5 separate regions of the Homo sapiens genome follow, and regions 1, 2, 3 and 5 are each linked to region 4. Evidence: chromatin contacts called from ENCODE Hi-C or POLR2A ChIA-PET data. All regions are on one chromosome and are shown on one strand. Each heading gives the region's core, a stretch centred on a gene start or an enhancer-like site at or near the end of the contact. The rest is flanking DNA. Distances are from core to core; before and after follow the strand shown.

What was found. Hi-C counts contacts between places; a loop is a spot of excess contacts on that map. ChIA-PET counts read pairs that join two places held with the same protein, here RNA polymerase II (POLR2A). Pooled maps may share reads with other maps.
Region 1: a loop to region 4 is called in a map of OCI-LY7, with 5 times the contacts of the local background. The contact joins the promoter of TM7SF3 here to the enhancer-like site in region 4. A Hi-C loop is called at or near these places in 1 of 168 maps with a recorded cell type or tissue (OCI-LY7), 1 of 37 single-sample maps with no recorded cell type and 4 of 50 pooled maps.
Region 2: a pooled map shows a loop between it and region 4 (4-fold over the local background). The contact joins two enhancer-like sites. A Hi-C loop is called at or near these places in 3 of 37 single-sample maps with no recorded cell type and 4 of 50 pooled maps. POLR2A ChIA-PET finds 5 or more read pairs at or near these places in 1 of 52 experiments (activated CD4-positive, alpha-beta T cell).
Region 3: a map with no recorded cell type shows a loop between it and region 4 (6-fold over the local background). The contact joins the promoter of KRAS here to the enhancer-like site in region 4. A Hi-C loop is called at or near these places in 2 of 37 single-sample maps with no recorded cell type and 4 of 50 pooled maps.
Region 5: a loop to region 4 is called in a map with no recorded cell type, with 12 times the contacts of the local background. The contact joins two enhancer-like sites. A Hi-C loop is called at or near these places in 3 of 37 single-sample maps with no recorded cell type and 3 of 50 pooled maps.

The regions. Positions count from the first base shown.
Region 1 is chr12:27,012,786-27,016,649 of GRCh38, reverse strand. It overlaps TM7SF3 (transmembrane 7 superfamily member 3), which reads left to right and starts at 2,266. Exons shown (of 12, transcript NM_016551.3): 1 at 2,266-2,572. The coding sequence starts at 2,482. RefSeq lists a silencer at 2,074-2,573.
Region 2 is chr12:26,877,212-26,880,663 of GRCh38, reverse strand. No RefSeq gene overlaps it. Among named protein-coding and RNA genes, the nearest start is that of ITPR2, 46 kb to the right of the region's middle. Within about 2 kb of position 1,748, at least 9 of the 41 ENCODE cell types and tissues checked have a DNase peak (open chromatin) inside an H3K27ac peak, as active enhancers do.
Region 3 is chr12:25,248,569-25,252,385 of GRCh38, reverse strand. It overlaps KRAS (KRAS proto-oncogene, GTPase), which reads left to right and starts at 1,457. Exons shown (of 5, transcript NM_004985.5): 1 at 1,457-1,635. RefSeq lists silencers at 897-1,746, 1,807-1,856.
Region 4 is chr12:26,153,885-26,157,802 of GRCh38, reverse strand. It overlaps a transcript of SSPN not described here. Among named protein-coding and RNA genes, the nearest start is that of BHLHE41, 31 kb to the right of the region's middle. Within about 2 kb of position 1,487, at least 5 of the 41 ENCODE cell types and tissues checked have a DNase peak (open chromatin) inside an H3K27ac peak, as active enhancers do; they include OCI-LY7, where a contact is called at or near this core.
Region 5 is chr12:25,318,874-25,322,824 of GRCh38, reverse strand. No RefSeq gene overlaps it. Among named protein-coding and RNA genes, the nearest start is that of KRAS, 70 kb to the right of the region's middle. Within about 2 kb of position 2,149, at least 2 of the 41 ENCODE cell types and tissues checked have a DNase peak (open chromatin) inside an H3K27ac peak, as active enhancers do.

The DNA.
Region 1 (3,864 bases), core at 1,017-3,516, 860 kb before region 4:
TAATTGTTGGGCATTTAGGTTGTTTTAGATGTTTCTGCTACTCTAAATAATACTCTATGAATAGTTCTGTACACTATTTTTTTTTAAGAGATGGGGTCTCACTATGTTGCCCAGGCTGGAGGGCAGTGGCTATTCACAGGTGCAATCATACAGCACTGCCCTCTTGAACTCCTGGGCTCAAGTAATCCTCCTGCCTCAGCCCCCTGAGTATCTGGGACTACAGGCGCATACCACTTCCCCCAGCTTATACTAATTTTTATATGTGTATTTAATTATGTACTTAAATCTAAAAGTGGATTATACCAAATCTACAAAAATAAGATTTTTAAACATTTTTGATGCCGATTACTTTATTAAAGTGTATATTCCCAGTATCCCTACCTAAGAATGCCTCCTTCTTAGCTCTTTTATCCACACTGGATGTTTTATACTTTTAAAATGTTTACATCTTAGTTTGTTAATTTGATTTTTTTATTTGTTTACTAGTGAGATTGAACTTTTTTCATGTATTTACTGGTAATTTGTATTTCTTTTTTGGGGTGAAATTCCCCATTCATGTCCTTTGCTAATTTTTTTTTTTTGGTCAACTTGCCTTTTCATATTGTTTGTGTGTTTACTTTAATAAAATTTAAATATTTATGTAAAAAGCATTTACGTAGCCAAGTCTACCAATCTTTTCCTTTATGGTTGTTTCCTTTGCTGTTTTGCTTCTTAGAAAGCTCCTCCCATTTTGAGATCAATTTATTAAAAAAAAAAAAGAGCGCCCTCTTCTGCTAGCTCTTTTATGGTTTTATTACTTTGGGATTTTGTTTTCACAATTAGTGTGAGATAGAGTTCTGCTTCTCTCTGCCCATAGTGCAGCTAATCAGTTAAGAACACAATTTATTGAATAATCCATCCACTGATTCAGATGCTACCCTTATCATAATTGTCCCTTTCATCTTCCTTGGATTTCATCTACTGAGGGTTATAGGAATAGGGGCATGTGGGAGAGTGAATAAGCACTACAGAAATAGATAGTGCTACCAAAGGTGTGAAAATTTGGACCAGGCAGTGGGAAAGCAGAGAAAGAATTGTGCCTATGACAAAGATTATTTGCTTGGCCAAACTCTAGTACGGCTTCTGAATCTTCTGCTAGGTCCATCTGTGCACTTCTTTGTAAAAATCCAGTTTTAGCAAAGAACCCCCTTTCCTCCATATCTAATCAGTTTTCTCACCCTGCACCATCCCCCAGGTGATGTTATGTCTTCAGAAGTCCTGTTAGGTCAGTTTCACCAAATGCCCCTTACCTCTGATGCTTCCTCTTAGTAATTTTCCATCCACTGAACTCCATACTGCTGGTTGGCTATAAATTCCCTCTTGCCCACGCTGTATTCGGAGTTGAGCCCAGTCCCTCTTCCCCACTGCAAGACCCAGTTGCAGTGGTCCCTATGCCAATTGAGACAGTCCTCAATAGTCTTCGTTCGGTGCTTTAACAAGTATCATTGAATAATTTTGTCTTTAACACTTCTTCACATTATGGTCACAGCTATATATTGTTAGCTTAGTAGTGGACTAACTGAACATGTAATTTCCAAGCTATAAGTTGCTCATCAAAATATATAAGTGAAAAAAATTAAAACCAGGGAAGGAAAGCAAGACAATCCTCCCCAAATAACGTTAAGTCTATGCGTCTAATTCCACATCATCGATGAGCCATCTGTCACATGGACTACTGTCCCTCAAACAGCACTCAGGTATGAGACTTGAGACGAAGTTCAGACCAAGGCCGTGTCTTCGAGGATATTTCGCTTAGAGAAAACGAAACTACTTTTAAATGTAGTGCTTATGACTAGTGCGGTAACCACTACACAAACAGCATTCTCCTGGCATTTTTATGCTAACATAAGCCTCAGCAGCGAAGACAATTGCTACCGGGGGAAATAACCTTCAATTGTGTTTTTAGCAACTGATTCCTCTTTTTTGCTGTTGTAAAGGGCCGTTAAACACGGAAACAGGAGCCTGGCGACGTTAGTCCGCAACAGAAAGTTATTTTGTACTTTCACAGTGGGTTTGCCTACTTGGTGAGATAAAAGTGGGGCAAGACCGGGCCTCAAGCCAGGACTTCCTGGGGGCTCCCGGGAGCACCGCAGGCTGCGCGTTCCCCGCGCGCCGGCAGGAGGCGCGCGCTGCCTGGAAACGCCCCAGCGCCGCCCGCGCCCAGAGACCCGCCGCTGTGACGCAGCGAGAGCCCGGGAGGAGGCGCGGGAACGCGCGTTGGGGGTCAGGTGCCGGAAGAGGAAACCTCTCGCTGGGGCTAGGAGTTCGGCGGGGCGCGCGCCGGCGGCTGCGGAGCTGGCAGGTGCGAAGCGTCTGCACCTGGCGGGCGATGGCGCCCGATGCGGGCGCCCCGGGATAGCGTGGGCGAGGCTGCGGGGCCCCGGCGCGCACGCCCGCACCTCTCCCCAGCCCTGGCGTGGGCCCAGCCCGGCCCAGGCAGCAATGGGGTTCCTGCAGCTGCTGGTCGTAGCGGTGCTGGCATCCGAACACCGGGTGGCTGGTGCAGCCGAGGTCTTCGGGAATTCCAGCGAGGGTAAGGTCGGGGCGCCTGGCTTCTGCAACCCAAAGTTGCTTTTGCATTTCTTGCGAGGTCAAAATCCGCCAGGGGTCTGTCAGCCTAGCAGGGAGATGGTGCTGGGGGCGTTGGTACACGCTGGGTGGTGAGTCCAGAACCGGCACGAATGGTGTTTCCTGCAGCGGAAACACTCATGGCTAAGGAGGTCTTACTATTAACCTCCTCATTTAGCGGAGGAAATGGGAAGAGATAAATAATTCTCTTTTTTTAACACAGTATTATCTCCCTTAGGGAGCAGCCATGTTTGTGGCTTTAATTCAACTTACTAAAGCGCCTCTTTGCTGCCCAGTGGACTGTCTGAGCTTCTGGACAGCAAGACTTGGGGTGGAACTAGCGGCTTAATGACTGATGGCTCTCAAGCTGCATGGAATTTTTACACCCCCAAATCTAGAGGCTTTTCAAACTGGTTATGTTCTACAGAGTTTGAGAGGGAAAATGAACCCATAATGAGGCTTTATTTTTAAAGAGCCTTTACCATCTAATTTATTAATACCATCTGGAGACAGGAAAACATTCCATACTCACAATGAGAAATAAAGGACTTTCTGAATTACAGATACATAGACATACAGATAGAATGTGTATACCCTCAATTCTACAAGTTCAGCCACAAATGAAAAATAAACACAGAAACACAAAAGCTTGCCAGTCCAGGTATCAGAGTTGTTCTCCTTACTTGAGGGCAAGAAATTTCTAATCGATTTGACCTTAAAAAAGACAAATGGACAAAAACTGTGTTCTCTGTTGTCTCATATCCAACAGGAAATAGATCTCTATGAGATATTAATTCGTTTACAGAGATCACAAAATTCCCAATCATTGCAGCTACCAACAGGAAATAACTTGTCATCCATAAATGAACTGTAAAAAATAACAATTTAATAGAGAGTAAAACTAAAATGAGAAAAACAAGAATCAACGAAGTTCTATTGCCACTTCAAATTCACCTGTGGGAGCCAAGAAGCAACATGCCCGGGCTTGGCTCCCTATGAGTACACCATTTTTGATGATTTCAGGTGACTTTTTTTTTTTTTTTTTTTGACGGAGTCTCGCTCTGTCGCCTAGGCTGGAGTGCAGTGGCATGATCTTGGCTGACTGCAACCTCCGACACCCGGGTTCAAGCAATTCTCCTGCCTCAGCCTCCAGAGTAGCTGGGATTACAGGCGCCCGCCACCACACCCAGCTAGTTTTTGTATTTTTAGTACAGGCGGGGTTTCACCATGTTGTTCAGGCTGGTCTCGAACTCCTGA
Region 2 (3,452 bases), core at 499-2,998, 720 kb before region 4:
GGAGGGGAACGTCACACTCCGGGACCTGTTGGGGGGTAGGGGGGAAAAGGGAGGGAGAGCATTAGGACAACTGCCTAATGTATGCAGGGCTTAAAACCTAGATGGTGGGTTGATAGGTACAACAAACAAACTGCCATGGCATATGTATACCTGTGTAACAAACCTGCATGTTCAGCACGTGTATCCCAGAACTTAAAGTTAAAAAAAAAAAAAAAAGCTATCATTTCTCTGATGTACTGCAGGCTGCTAATAGAAACTTCCATGATCGCTCGGAAAGCAGTTAGGTGAATGTGGCTTCTCAATATATGGTAAGCAGCTCATGGCCAGTGACAAGACCATCTGCTTCCCCTACAAGTCTTGTTCAAGTAGGCAATCCACGATACTGGCCAAAAAGACACCGGTAAGCAGTTTAGAATGCCTGAGTAAAAGCTCCCACAAACAGCAGATTTTTCAACAATTTTATAAACACTTCTTGGCCGGGTACAGTGGCTCACGCCTGTAATCCCAACACTTTGGGAGACTGAGAGGCGGATGGATCAACTGAGGTCGGGAGCTCGAGACCAGCCTGACTAAGATGGAGAAACCCTGTCTCTACTAAAAATACAAAATTAGCCGGGTGTGGTGGTGCACGCTTGTAATCCCAGCTACTCAGGAGGCTGAGGCAGGAAAATCGCTCGAATCTGGGAGGCAGATGTTGCAGTGAGCTGAGATCACGCCATTGCACTCCAGCCTGCGCCACAGAGCATGACTCCATCTCAAAACCAACCAACAAACTAACCAACCAACCAAACAAACAAAATTTCTTGAGTGCCTACTATGGTCTGGTTTTGTGTTGAGTGTTAGAGATAAAACAGTGGACGAGACCAATCCCCTCCCCACTTGCGCAGCTCATAATCCTCTAGTGGAGGACGTAGACAAGAAAAGAGGCGATTCTGTTAGAGTTTGGCGAGTGCCAGGATAGGGGTGGTAGATGCTGCTACCTAAACCATCTCTGTGTCTACTTTACTGAAAGGATTACTGGCTGTCCACTGAGCTTTTTAGTCAAAATTATAATACACATCATAACAGCACATATAATATGGTATGCTGGAAATGAACCGCCATACATAAAAGAGGAGATTTGGAGGATGGGGGAGGGTGGCAAGAAATGATGTTGGAAAATTATAATTATTTGACTTTTTTTTAACCTTTCAGAGGGTTTTCAAACACATTATATCAAGAGAAGTTGTTTAATAAATGATACATTGGTACATTTTCCTGGCATGCAGAACACATAGAAAAGAGTAGGGAAAGGAAATAAAGAACATTTTTCATTTGGAACTAAGAAATCAAATTTTAGTATTTTTTCATGGCCACGAAAGTCTTATTTTTAAAATTAAAATCCTTATGTAGAGAATATTTGACATCTTCATTGTGAGCTCTGAACATATCCCTTTTCTAATGCAGCCACGTAAGCGAATCAGACATTAATGGACCAAAAAGTTCATCAACACACAGGCTTGTCAATGAACAGGAATGGCACGAGCACCAGAATGTGTTGGTGTTTTCTCAGGAATAAGAGTTAAATAAAGCTCGACTCTGTCAGTGGCACACGGCGCCAGCACCCTGGCCCACAGACACTTCACGGTTTGGTAGTTCCTGCTTGTCAGCACCTGTGCTTCTCTATGCTTCTTTGCTTGAGCTCTGGGCACAAAAGTGGAGTTTGATAGTTAAGTATTTTAGCAACTGTCTCCATGGTGACTGGGCCAGGAAATGAGCTTTGACCTGACTCTATTTTATGTATTGGGAGCCCGGCTCCAGGCCCTGAGCCTTCTTCTGCACCTTGCCTGGAGAAGCTGCAGCTGGCATCCTTCCCCTTGGGCCCTGGCCATCTGGCCCACTTGCCAGGGATTGTTTTCTCCACATCAGGAGATCTGGGCAACCACTCCCTTCTGAGAGGCAGCTGCGAGGGAGGGTGTGGGAGTGGAAAGCCTATTTTAAGTAGGGAATAATGGGAGACACAAGGCTTCCCAGGACAGCTTGGTGTGAAAAGAAAATTTTATTTCAGTTGTTTGATATCTTCAATGATATTCTTCTGTGCAGTATGTCTTTGTCAGTACTAGTTCTACCTGGAATGTTTATACTTATTCCCTCTTTTTGAGAAAAACATCTTGATTCAGTTAAAAACATTCCATTATTTTAGAGGGCTAAGTTTTCAGTACTGGGCTCTTTGCCTCACATTGACAGGTCACAAAGAGAAGTTGTCTTAGTGAATGGGACATTAAAGACTGTGTTTTGATGCGTTCCAGGAAAATGAAATGCCATCTCCTGGGACATAGTCTGTGGGTGGGATGCTGTGTGGGAACCCTGAGCGCCAGTGACTGTTAGTATTGGTGGGAGTGAGTTAGGCATCCGGAGGGAGGAGGGATAGAACAGAAAAGAAGGTTAACTTGCCCTACCTTATTCATTTTGCTTAGGGCATAATCAGTACCATAGCAGATTCATCCAGAAGTAATTTTCCTAATCACCAGAAGGGGGACCTGGCTGACTATAGTCAGGTGATTGCATTTTTTTTTTTTTTGGGAGACTGAGGCAGGAGAATCGCTTGAACCTGGGAAACAAAGGCTGCAGTGAGCTGAGATCATACTGCTGCACTCAGCCTGAGCAGCAGAGTGAGACTCTGTCTCAAAAAAAAAAAAAAAAAAATATGTTCTTAGTGGCATCTGGAATGGTGAATCCTTTCCAGAAGGATTTCAATTTGCTTTGTCCAGATCCATCAGAGAAATCACTATCTGTGGCAGCAATCGCCGTACAAAATGCATTTCTTAAATAATAAGACTTGAAATTCAAAATGCCTTCTTAATCCAAGGGCCGCAGAGTGAATGTTGCGTCAGCAGGCAAGAAAATAACATTAATCTGCTTGTGCACCTCCAACACAGTTCTTGGGTGACCAGGTGCATTGTCAATAAGCAGTAATATTTTGAGAGTAATCTTATTTTTTTCTGAGCAGTAGGTCTCAATAGTGGGCTTAAAATATTCCATAAACCATGCTGCAGAAGATGTGCTGTTATCCAGGCTTTCTTGTTCCATTATTCAGAAATCACAGGCAGAATACATTTAGCATACTTCTTAAGGGCCCTAGCATGTTCAAAATGGTAAATGAGCATTGGCTTCAATTTAAAGTCACTAGCTGCATTAGCATCTAACAAGACAATCTGCCTGTCCTTTGAAGCTTTGAAACTTTGAAGCCAGGCATTGACTTCTCCTCTCTAGCTCTGAAAGTCCCGGGATGGCATCTTCTTCCAATAGAAGGCTGTTTAATCTACATTGAAAATGTGTTATTTAGTGTAGCCATCTTCCAACAATGATCTTAACTAGACTTTTTTTTTTTTTTTTTTGAGACAGGGTCTTGCTCTGTCGCCCAGGCTGGAGTGCAGTGGCACGATCTTGGCTCGCTGCAACCTCTGCTAACC
Region 3 (3,817 bases), core at 208-2,707, 910 kb after region 4:
ACGTTTTAACCTCTAAATCTGTTTCGTCATTTGTAAAACGGTAAAAAGTATTTTACCTCATAAGGTTGTCGTGATGATTAAATAAGATGATACGATAAGTGCAAAAGATTTAGCTTGTACTTAACATAGAGTAGGCACATTTTCTCCCCTTCCCTGTCTTTCACTTTTCTCTTCTGCCCCTTCCACCTGGCGCTAGGAGGGGGAGACTGGAATAAACCTTGCAGATTACAGCCCGTGTAAGAGTAGAAAGGAAAGGATGACAGTTGATGTAAAGCCTTGGTTAACAGACATAATAGCTGGGATTTAAATTCAGCTTTATTGGTGGTTTATGATGTGGACTAGAGGAATGGAACTGAAAGTCTCGGAGGAGGGGCGATCCTATCAGGTACAGGCGCTGCTTTTCCAGCCCTCAATCCTCAAGACTCTCCCAAGATACATTTCTAGGTAGTTTATCAACACAGACTCCGGGTATGCTAGCATGTTTAATTGCCCCATTGTTTAATGTCTTAACTCCACGAACTTTAACTGATTAATCTGTCTTCTAATTAATGTTTGAATGACTCTCCTCAGGTCTAAACTACCAAGGCCATCTCTACTTAAAAACAGTTGTCTTTTGTTTGTGATTTCAGGGGCCCTGGGTATAAGCGAAGTCCCTGTTTAGAGACCTTGTGATGGGTTCAAAATATCAAGAAAGATAGCAAAATATCACAAGCCTCCTGACCCGAGAAGATTAGCGTTGAAAGGGTCTGTCGTGTTTGTTTGGGCCTGGGGCTAAATTCCCAGCCCAAGTGCTGAGGCTGATAATAATCGGGGCGGCGATCAGACAGCCCCGGTGTGGGAAATCGTCCGCCCGGTCTCCCTAAGTCCCCGAAGTCGCCTCCCACTTTTGGTGACTGCTTGTTTATTTACATGCAGTCAATGATAGTAAATGGATGCGCGCCAGTATAGGCCGACCCTGAGGGTGGCGGGGTGCTCTTCGCAGCTTCTCTGTGGAGACCGGTCAGCGGGGCGGCGTGGCCGCTCGCGGCGTCTCCCTGGTGGCATCCGCACAGCCCGCCGCGGTCCGGTCCCGCTCCGGGTCAGAATTGGCGGCTGCGGGGACAGCCTTGCGGCTAGGCAGGGGGCGGGCCGCCGCGTGGGTCCGGCAGTCCCTCCTCCCGCCAAGGCGCCGCCCAGACCCGCTCTCCAGCCGGCCCGGCTCGCCACCCTAGACCGCCCCAGCCACCCCTTCCTCCGCCGGCCCGGCCCCCGCTCCTCCCCCGCCGGCCCGGCCCGGCCCCCTCCTTCTCCCCGCCGGCGCTCGCTGCCTCCCCCTCTTCCCTCTTCCCACACCGCCCTCAGCCGCTCCCTCTCGTACGCCCGTCTGAAGAAGAATCGAGCGCGGAACGCATCGATAGCTCTGCCCTCTGCGGCCGCCCGGCCCCGAACTCATCGGTGTGCTCGGAGCTCGATTTTCCTAGGCGGCGGCCGCGGCGGCGGAGGCAGCAGCGGCGGCGGCAGTGGCGGCGGCGAAGGTGGCGGCGGCTCGGCCAGTACTCCCGGCCCCCGCCATTTCGGACTGGGAGCGAGCGCGGCGCAGGCACTGAAGGCGGCGGCGGGGCCAGAGGCTCAGCGGCTCCCAGGTGCGGGAGAGAGGTACGGAGCGGACCACCCCTCCTGGGCCCCTGCCCGGGTCCCGACCCTCTTTGCCGGCGCCGGGCGGGGCCGGCGGCGAGTGAATGAATTAGGGGTCCCCGGAGGGGCGGGTGGGGGGCGCGGGCGCGGGGTCGGGGCGGGCTGGGTGAGAGGGGTCTGCAGGGGGGAGGCGCGCGGACGCGGCGGCGCGGGGAGTGAGGAATGGGCGGTGCGGGGCTGAGGAGGGTGAGGCTGGAGGCGGTCGCCGCTGGTGCTGCTTCCTGGACGGGGAACCCCTTCCTTCCTCCTCCCCGAGAGCCGCGGCTGGAGGCTTCTGGGGAGAAACTCGGGCCGGGCCGGCTGCCCCTCGGAGCGGTGGGGTGCGGTGGAGGTTACTCCCGCGGCGCCCCGGCCTCCCCTCCCCCTCTCCCCGCTCCCGCACCTCTTGCCTCCCTTTCCAGCACTCGGCTGCCTCGGTCCAGCCTTCCCTGCTGCATTTGGCATCTCTAGGACGAAGGTATAAACTTCTCCCTCGAGCGCAGGCTGGACGGATAGTGGTCCTTTTCCGTGTGTAGGGGATGTGTGAGTAAGAGGGGAGGTCACGTTTTGGAAGAGCATAGGAAAGTGCTTAGAGACCACTGTTTGAGGTTATTGTGTTTGGAAAAAAATGCATCTGCCTCCGAGTTCCTGAATGCTCCCCTCCCCCATGTATGGGCTGTGACATTGCTGTGGCCACAAAGGAGGAGGTGGAGGTAGAGATGGTGGAAGAACAGGTGGCCAACACCCTACACGTAGAGCCTGTGACCTACAGTGAAAAGGAAAAAGTTAATCCCAGATGGTCTGTTTTGCTTGGTCAAGTTAAACCCGAAGAAAACCCGCAGAGCAGAAGCAAGGCTTTTTCCTTGCTAGTTGAGTGTAGACAGCAATAGCAAAAATAGTACTTGAAGTTTAATTTACCTGTTCTTGTCCTTTCCCCTATTTCTTATGTATTACCCTCATCCCCTCGTCTCTTTTATACTACCCTCATTTTGCAGATGTGTTCTACATCTCAAGAGTTATTACAGTACTCCAAAACAGCACTTACATGATTTTTTAAACTTACAGAGGAATTGTAGCAATCCACCAGCTAACCGCCTGAAATAGACTTAAACATGTGCATCTCCTTTTTTTTTTTTTTTTTGAGACACAGTCTCGCTCTGTTGCCCAGGCTGGAGTGCAATGGCGCGGTATCGGCTCACTGAAACCTCCGCCTCCTGGGTTCAAGCAATTCTCCTGCCTCAGCCTCCCGAGTAGCTGGGACTAGTAGGTGCACGCCACCATGCCCAGCTAATTTTTGTATTTTTAGTAGAGACAGAGTTTCATCATGTTGGTCAGGATGGTCTCCATCTGCTCTGTTGCCCAGGCTGGAGTGCAGTGGCGCCGTCTCGGCTCACTGCAACCTCTGCCTCCTGCATTCAAGCAATTCTCCTGCCTCAGCCTCCCGAATAACTGGGATTACAGGTGTCTGCTGCCATGCCCGGCTAATTTTTTGTATTTTTAGTAGAGACGGGGGTTTCACCATGTTGGTCAGGCTGGTCTAGAACTCCTGACCTCGTGATCTGCCCGCCTCGGCCTCCCACAGTGGCATGTGCATCTTATAGCTGAAGTCTAAGCCTTCTTAAATCTTGAGATCCATCAAAACAGACAGGTTTTCTAATTGTTATACAATGTATATGTTATGTTTATAATAGAAATCATTTTACAAATAAGTTATAAATGGGAAAGGTCTATTTGTAATTATCAGCTCAGAATTAACCATAAAACTGGTGTCACTGAAGTGACTGAGGTCCAAAATGCTGACTCTGCATGTTATAGACTACAGATATCAAATATGGTTGCTAACAATAGTTTACTTTGAGACTGTAGCCATCCACAGTATATTTGCTTTTAAGAGATGGTAGATGGTAATTCAGTTTTATGAAAAATAAAAATGAATTTTCTTCCATTACAAAATTGTTGGATTCGAGTCCAGTCCACTCCTTACTAGCTTTTCTAACTCTCGGTGAGGGATCCCCTCCCAGCCCATGATCTTCATTTGGTAAGACTCCTTTGGAACCCAGTTCTCTCTAGTGGATTTAAATGTGATTTGGTTTTAAAAATCTCATTCAAGGAATTTTTTTTTTTTCTGGAAACAACCACCGCATAAACAAGTAAACCGGAAGAT
Region 4 (3,918 bases), core at 238-2,737:
GTCCCATAGTTTAGGGTTGCCATAGTATCACTGAGTCACTTAAATCTAATCAAAAGCTGGGAAATATTAATTTTGTCAGAGCAGAATGAAGCAGGGGTATAGAATATAGCCATGAAGTGTCTAGACACAATTAACAGGAACTTCAAAGTCACCTTGACCATTATTTCTAGTGTTTTCAGCCTAGCGCAAAAGTCTGGGTATGTGTGAGAATTCTCCCAGATTTTTTTTTAAAAGAAGCAAAATTTAGTCATCTGAACATCCTGAGAGTGTCAGTGTGGCATTGATAATTGTGAGTACAGTATATCCAGTGTGAATTTTTGTAGGCCTGAGGATGAGTTGACCCAATTTAAATGGACCAAAGTTAATTCACTCCAATTTACTCAGAAATGCTTATGTATAAAACCAAGACTCCAGGGTCCAAGAATGAGAATGTATTTCCCAGTAGTCAGTTTACTTTATTAATGGTATAGAATTAGCCATCAAAGAACTGCCTTCCACATGATCATTGTATCCTAGACAGTTGCAAACAAAAGAACTTGCAGTAAAATCTGCAATCACTTAGTGAAGTCAGCAGCCGCTTTTGTTAATTATTAGCCAATACAAAGTTAAGGTGCTATGAATCTGCACCCGGAAAACCCTACCACAAACAAAACAGCACTAACAAGACGGAGCTGAATGCCATTCATCTGGAGACCAGAGTTGTTTTTACTAAACATGAAAAAACATCTGAAAAGAGCTACCTGTATAGAACAAAGTAAAGATCCCTGCTCTAAACCTTTTCCCCCAATACATGATACCTCAAATTTACCATTAGAAATGTATTTGTTTAAATGAAAATGGTACAGTGTTCCACACACTAGATTTGGAGTCAGACACCTGGATTCTAAAACTCAGGCACCACAGGCAAGTCCTCAAATGCTACGGGCCAGTTTCCTCATATGCAAAAGGGTGATACACAAACCTATGCTATAAGCCTCACAGGGTTGTTTTTCACGTCCAGCTATGTCTCGCTGTGTCCTCTACAGCAACCGTACTTCCTGCCAACCACCTTTACAGAGTGTGTCTTCCTGAGCTGCTCTCTATATTTGTCCCTTCTAAAAATCATTTTCTATGAAACTTCCGTCGCAGTCAGCAATGTGTCAATTGTCTGGAATCTTTCTTGTCATTGTCAGGGGTTTCTCCACATCACGTTTCACTGTCAGTGAACATTCCAGGCGATGACCAGTGGAAGAATCCGCGGGCCTTTCTGAGCTACTCGGTTGCTTTGTTTGTTACTCAGCCTTGATGAGGGACCTCTTCAGCCAAAGCAAAAACAGGTGGTGTGAGGCTAATTATCACTCTGTGGTCCTCCCTTTCTCATTTCCCCTTTTTGTCTTTCTAGTCATGCTTTATTTGCATCTTTACCCCACCATTCGAGGTAGATGCCATCTCTGCTCCCTCACACCCAGGCTTAGCACTTCCTTTCCCAAGTTCGAATGAAAATACTGTGGGCTTTCTAACGCTGCAGACAGCGGTTCTAATCCTGGCTCTGGTATTTGTGAGCTACGTGATTAACGGTGACTTCTCTGAACTTGTATCTCCTCATCTGTGTAAACGGAAGTCATGTCTACTTCACGGAGTTCTGGTGTGAACTAAAGGAGATTATATTTGTGCATCTTAATCACATAAGGTGGCCAAAAAATATTAATTTTCTTACTCCTTTAGATATGCTTTCTTCCTTTTGTTCTTTGTCATGTCTTACTTTCATTCTAAGATTCTTTACCATCAAAGTTCTTTGAACTTTTCTTTCTCAATCCCCTCCCAATCTTCTTCATCATCTTTTCTCAGCCCTTTGAGCAAGCACTTCAGCTGAATGGTTACACACAGGAGCTTTTGTCTGAGAGAGGTGAGATTCAGAACTCAGATCCTCTACCTGCCAGCTCTATCACAAGGAAACTTCTGACTTGCCCTGTTCACTGGGGCTAACAACAGGGCTCACCGCACAGGTTGCTGTGGTAACAATGCAATGGTACCTGGGAAAAGCTTAGCAAAGTGGGCTTCATGTGCAATAAGTGGCCATTAATGTTAGCTCTATTTTTTGTCCCCCTGATTCATTATTAAATCTTGCTCTTTCCTTCACATTTATCATGAATGATTTGCCTTCATGTTCTTCTAACTTCAAATTTCCTCTTTCAGATTAACTCTTCCTCTTTCCGCCAAATTACTCTCTGGCCTACACACATATTAACAAAACCAACCAGTGGTCATCAGTCTATTACTGAGGTGCCTAAAGACTCTTTTTTAAATGTTAATATACCTATTGCTTTTGAGGCTTTCAGGTTGTGTGCCATTACCATTTAAGGGTAACGTGAGGGTCACTTTTATGTTGTTGAAGGTTTGATGATCTTTCGCTCTTTTCCTCTGTCCACAACACCATCCCCTTCCATTTTCAGATACGTGCTCCCATCTTTGTCATCTGCGGCCCTCCTTTCTGTGTTGGTAATTGTTTCTTCTTTAATTTTCACCCTCTCATCTTCTAATTCACCTTTCCCTGATTAGTCTGGACAAGTAACTTTAACTTGTGATTCACTATTATTTCATTTACCCAATTTAAGAAGAAAGAGGTGTTACCCAATGGCCTTTCTGTATACCACGAATACACTAGTTGTAACTTTAAAAGCAGCCAACTGACAAGTTCTTCTCATTTGATATTCATAGAACATGGTTTTGCTTTTTTTCCCCTAAAAAGTCGATATTCAATAAAGAATAGATGTCCTCTAGTAGTCTGATAGAGATCTAGATATCACTCCTAATACAGTTTCCCATTATAAAAATTAATCTATCCTGAGCTCCACAGATTGTTTTCTCTGTCATTACACTGTCATGCCCAGCTTCCTCACCATACACTACCATCACCATCCCTCAAACCCTGGGCCCAAACCCCACTACTTTCTCATATAATTCTGGTCCAGGATCTGATGTGGCACCATGTTACTGGGCCCAATTCTACTCTGCCCTAGACCTCTCTGCCCCTTAATCTGCATTCTGATCATACACAAACAGAAAACACTCCAGAAGATTCATATTAACAATAATCGAATGTACAGTAGATACTGGGTTCTCAGCTGAAATGTTTACCTACTTATCTCAGTTAATCTTTATAGGTACCATTTTATTCCCATTTTATAAATTAGAAAGGTTAAGTAACTTCCCCAAAGTCCCTTAATTAGTCATTCCCTAAGTCATTTAACTAGTGCCAGAACCTGAAGCCACATTTGTCTGATTCCAAAGCCTGTCTCCTTTCTGCTTAGTGCCCCTTAAGAGGAATTGGTGAAGGAGGCAGGGAGGATCCCCCTGAAACTCTACAGAGTTTCACCAAGGCCCTGCTGCTAAGATTTCAGGTGTCATACTCTAATGCAGTGTTGATCTGAACATGGAAATCTATCTTGCATCTATAGGTTGTTGCTCAGTGCAAGGCTCTGAGCTAGGTACTCTGTGCAATGGTGAATAACACACATGGTCTGTCCTCAAAAAGCTCACTGTAGAGTAAAGCAGCTTGGTATTCCAGATCAACCGAGGGTGAGTTACAGAAAATCTTCATGAACCCTGTCATCTTTTGACATATCAGGGACCTAAATGAAAAGTGAAAAATATAGAAATGGGCCTTTTCATAGTACCTTTTTGAGCAACTGCTCGGGTTCAAGAGAAATATGCCCAAGATAAGGTTTTTGCCATAGGTTTTTTTGCACATATCTGCTCTAAATGTAACCACTACAAAAGCAAAGGATGAAAGTCTTTCTGAGGCTACTCCAAGTTTTTCCACAAGGGGTACCCCATGACTGAGTTCTTTCATTGAGCAGAACAAATGTTCAGAGGCACTGGACTTCCTTGCCTTTGGCTGCTTCAGGAATCGTAGCTCATAGTTCTGTTTCTGGGCTC
Region 5 (3,951 bases), core at 900-3,399, 840 kb after region 4:
TCCATCAGTCATCCTTCTACAAAGTGTCAATCACTCTTGATTCTTCTTGATTTCTCCTTGACCTATTAATGGAAACATGCTGGGTGTTTCCCATCCCCATTTTAATGTCCCCTCTGCTTTTCTACCTTCATTACAAAATGGTCACTTTAAATCTAGGTCTCCCACTCTACAAAAATGGTTCTCCTAAATGTCCCCAGTGGCCTCCCTAAACACAAATTCATTGGACTTTTCTCTATTCTTACCCTCTCTGATCTCGGCAGCATCTGACACTGCTGACACCTACTTCCTGTTGAATTCTCTTCCTTGAAGTCTTAGACTCCCCTCTCTGAACCTTTAACCTCACTGTACCTCACAGATTTTCCTTCACTTCTACTCATTAAATGAAATACTACAAAGAGTCTTTCTTGACCCTCTTTTTATCTTACTCTCTTTGGTGATCTTTTTTGGAAAGCTTATTTACTCAACTTTTTCAACTTTCTGCAAATGACTCCAAAATACGTGTTTCCAGTCCTGACTTCTCTCCTAATTCAGCATCTGAATTTCCAGTTGCCTGCTAAACTGCCATATCTCCAAAACAATTAAAATTTTAAATTTCAAAGCCAAATGAAGCATCTCATCTTTGAAATGTTCTCATCTAAACTAATACATTTTCAGCCTCCAAGAGCATTTGGGAGCACATTCAGCCTCTCCCTTTCTCTCATACCCTACATGAATTTAAACGGTGAAAAAAAAGATGAAACTTTGAAACCAGACTGACTTGGGTTGAATCCCTGTTGTGCCACTTTCCAGAACTGTGACCTCAGGTTAATTGCGTGATCTCCCTGAGTTTCTTCATCTGAATTAATCAGGTACCCATATTTACTCAGCCCAGGTATTGCACCAGTTAAATGAAACAATGTTCACAAAGCACCTTCTATGTGCCTGACGTATCACAGCCAGGCAAATAATTTTTATACATTTTTAGTTTTGCTTACAAATAGTCTCTTTTATTGTAACATTTTCTCTTTTGATATTACTGACATTGTCACCACCTTAGTTTTGCGTCTCATTACCACTTGCCTGATGATTGCAACTTTTCTAAAAATATTTTCTTGCTTATCTCCCAGCCTCCTGTCCATCCTCGTTACTACTGCTAGAACTCCTTCTAGAGCACTATTATCTTGCAATGCTACATGGCTTACAGAATAGATGACAAGCTCCCCATCTTAGTATTTAAGTTTCTCCACAACCTGTTCCTTGTCAACCTTTTAAAATCACGGCTGCATATGCAGTCCCCTGAGCCCAGTGCTTTAGCCAGACTGGACCCTTAATTCGACATTCTTTACTTTCCTAGCTCCTTACTTTTGATCACTCATGCTCTTTGCCAACTGGTGGTGTCTGGTTAGGCCATGTGGCCATGGGGCCAATTGTCTGCATTTATTAAAATGGTACCAAGAGGAAACCACAGGAAATAGCCTTTACTTGACATAAAAACTATGTGCCAGAAACATTTCTAAGTGCTTTGGAGATATTAACTCATTTAATCCTTATAACAACCTTATGAGTTAAGCACTATTAGGATCGTAATTCAGAAGATTAAGAAACTGAAGCATACACAAAAAGTTATGCCAGGTTTCCAAAATCATTATAAATAGCACAGCCAAGCTTCAAATACATATAGCGCAGATAGTTGAAATCGTCAAGAGTCTGTGCTTCACTTATCACTATGCTGACTTTCCTAAAAGTTTGTCCGGAGCAGCACCAACGTAAGTAGTTTTAACTGAGGTTGCCAGTCTCCGTGAAGCTAGACACCAACGATTAGGACCAAAAAGGTCAGGAATGAGATGCATTGATGTGTGAGGAAGTTCAAGGTTGACAGTTGCAAGATGAGCAGATGGGAATTTCCTGAGCCCAAGTTCAGGGGCTCATGACACCTTTAAACACAGTACCCATGACCTCTGTGATGGCCAAGTTGGGAGAGCTAAGGGATCTGACACAAGCAAGTCTGTCTGGTTAACAGTCATCTGTCTCACCCTGTCCCCATGAGGTGAGAGCTTCCTGGGAGGAGGAATTATGCATTCCTAACCTTTGTGGCCTCCTAGTATCTGACATAGCACTCTTATTTAGTCAATACACATCAGGTGCCTATGTGTGTTAGGAACGGTATGGGGTTTGGGACATTTCATGGTTTCTTCCCCCAGAGTTGCTACGGTACTTTTTCTCTGATTTGATCTGTAAATTGTATTTGTACAAGACATGTGATTGCCAAGAGCTTTCTCCACAGTCTTTGCAGAAGCAATATAAATCACCTTAAAACCACAGGGCTTTCTGGAAATGAATTAGGGCTGAGACTTAAAGAACCGACTCTGGGGAATTTTAATTAGAACTGCAAATTCATCACACAGATTCTTTGCCATTTGGTGAATCAAACCTATCCCAATAAAACTGCTGTGCTTGGCTCAATTACAAGTGCTATGCCGTCTCCTCTGTATTCCTTCTGGTATCCTGCATAGTGTCTAAATATAGTAGGTTTGCTATACATGCTAGATGAATGCATGTCTGATGATAAGAAATGCTAGTGAAACTTTCACATCTGAGCACTTCTCGTTTTTGTCTCTGAAGTTTAAAGTTGTTTTCCTCAGGGGGAAAGTTGGCTGGTACAATGGAGAAGTGTCTGGGCTATTGATCACAAGTCTCTAACTCTAGAATTTAGCAAACAACAAAAAAAGTTTGAGATAAATGTCTCTATTTTAAAAGCTTACACAAAGTAAAGTTCATTCTGTACACTATTGACCACCAACCTAGACATTCAATGTTTTCTTCCACTTGGGATAAAAAAAGAGGTTTTCACTGCATTTTCTCCTAAATCATATAATTATAGGGGTTTTGAAATTACTGGACCTAGTCTTTGCCCTTCAGGCAGAAAGTATGTTTAAAATTTTCCCTAAGTAAAAATCATTACAGTTGTGTCTTGAATTTTGTATGTAGCATTAGTTCATAAAGACATAGAGGGAATAGGTACTGGCTTGCTTTATTTGCAGTGTCATGAAGAAGTCAGATGTAGCTAAACCTTTTCTTTTGTGTAGTCCTTGAAGTGGTATAAAAAAGGAATTGATGTGGTTTCATCAGTCCTAAACCAGAATCTGTCCCCAACACTGACCTACTAAGAAAATAAGAAATAAGTCAGCTTGGTTGCTTCTTGTCCATTTATAACCTGAACACTTTTTTAACGGTTAGGGACAACTTTTGATGAAGTAAAGACAAATTTCAGTATCAGCAGAGACTATATTAACACATGCTTTATAGTAATTAAAATAAATTAATGGCAATGATACAATAAAACTCCACTGTTCTTTAAAAAAAAAATTTCCCTGAGCAGATTAGTTTGTCTTGTTTTTAAGATACGTTTAGAGATTGCACAACCACCACCAATAGCCAGTTTAGTGTTTAATAGCCCAAGTCTTCTTTCTTTCTTTCTTTCTTTTTTTTTTGAGATGGAATTTCGCTCTTGTTGCCCAAGCTGGAGTGCGATGGCGTGATCTCGGCTCACTGCAACCTCTGCCTCCTGGGTTCAAGTGATTCTCCTGCCTCAGTCTCCCGAGTACCTGGGATTACTGGCGAGCGCCACCGCGCCCAGCTAATTTTTTTGTATTCTTAGTAGAAATGGGTTTCACCATGTTAGCCAGGCTGATCTCAAACTTCTGACCTCAGGTGATCTGCCCACCTCTACCTCCCAAAGTGCTGGGATTACGGGCATGAGCCACCGCACCTGGCCTCAAGTCTTATTTCTAACCGAAACTTTCCAACCTTTCTTTCTTGTCTCTTCAGTGGAGCTGGAGAACAACTAGGTAACTTTGTGTAATTACTTTATGAAGTCATTTCTTTTTCTCAAGAAAAGACATTTAAAAATTTAGAAAGTATAGTTAGTGAATTATAAACCCCTGCATTACAGTGCCTTCCTGTACATAAAAA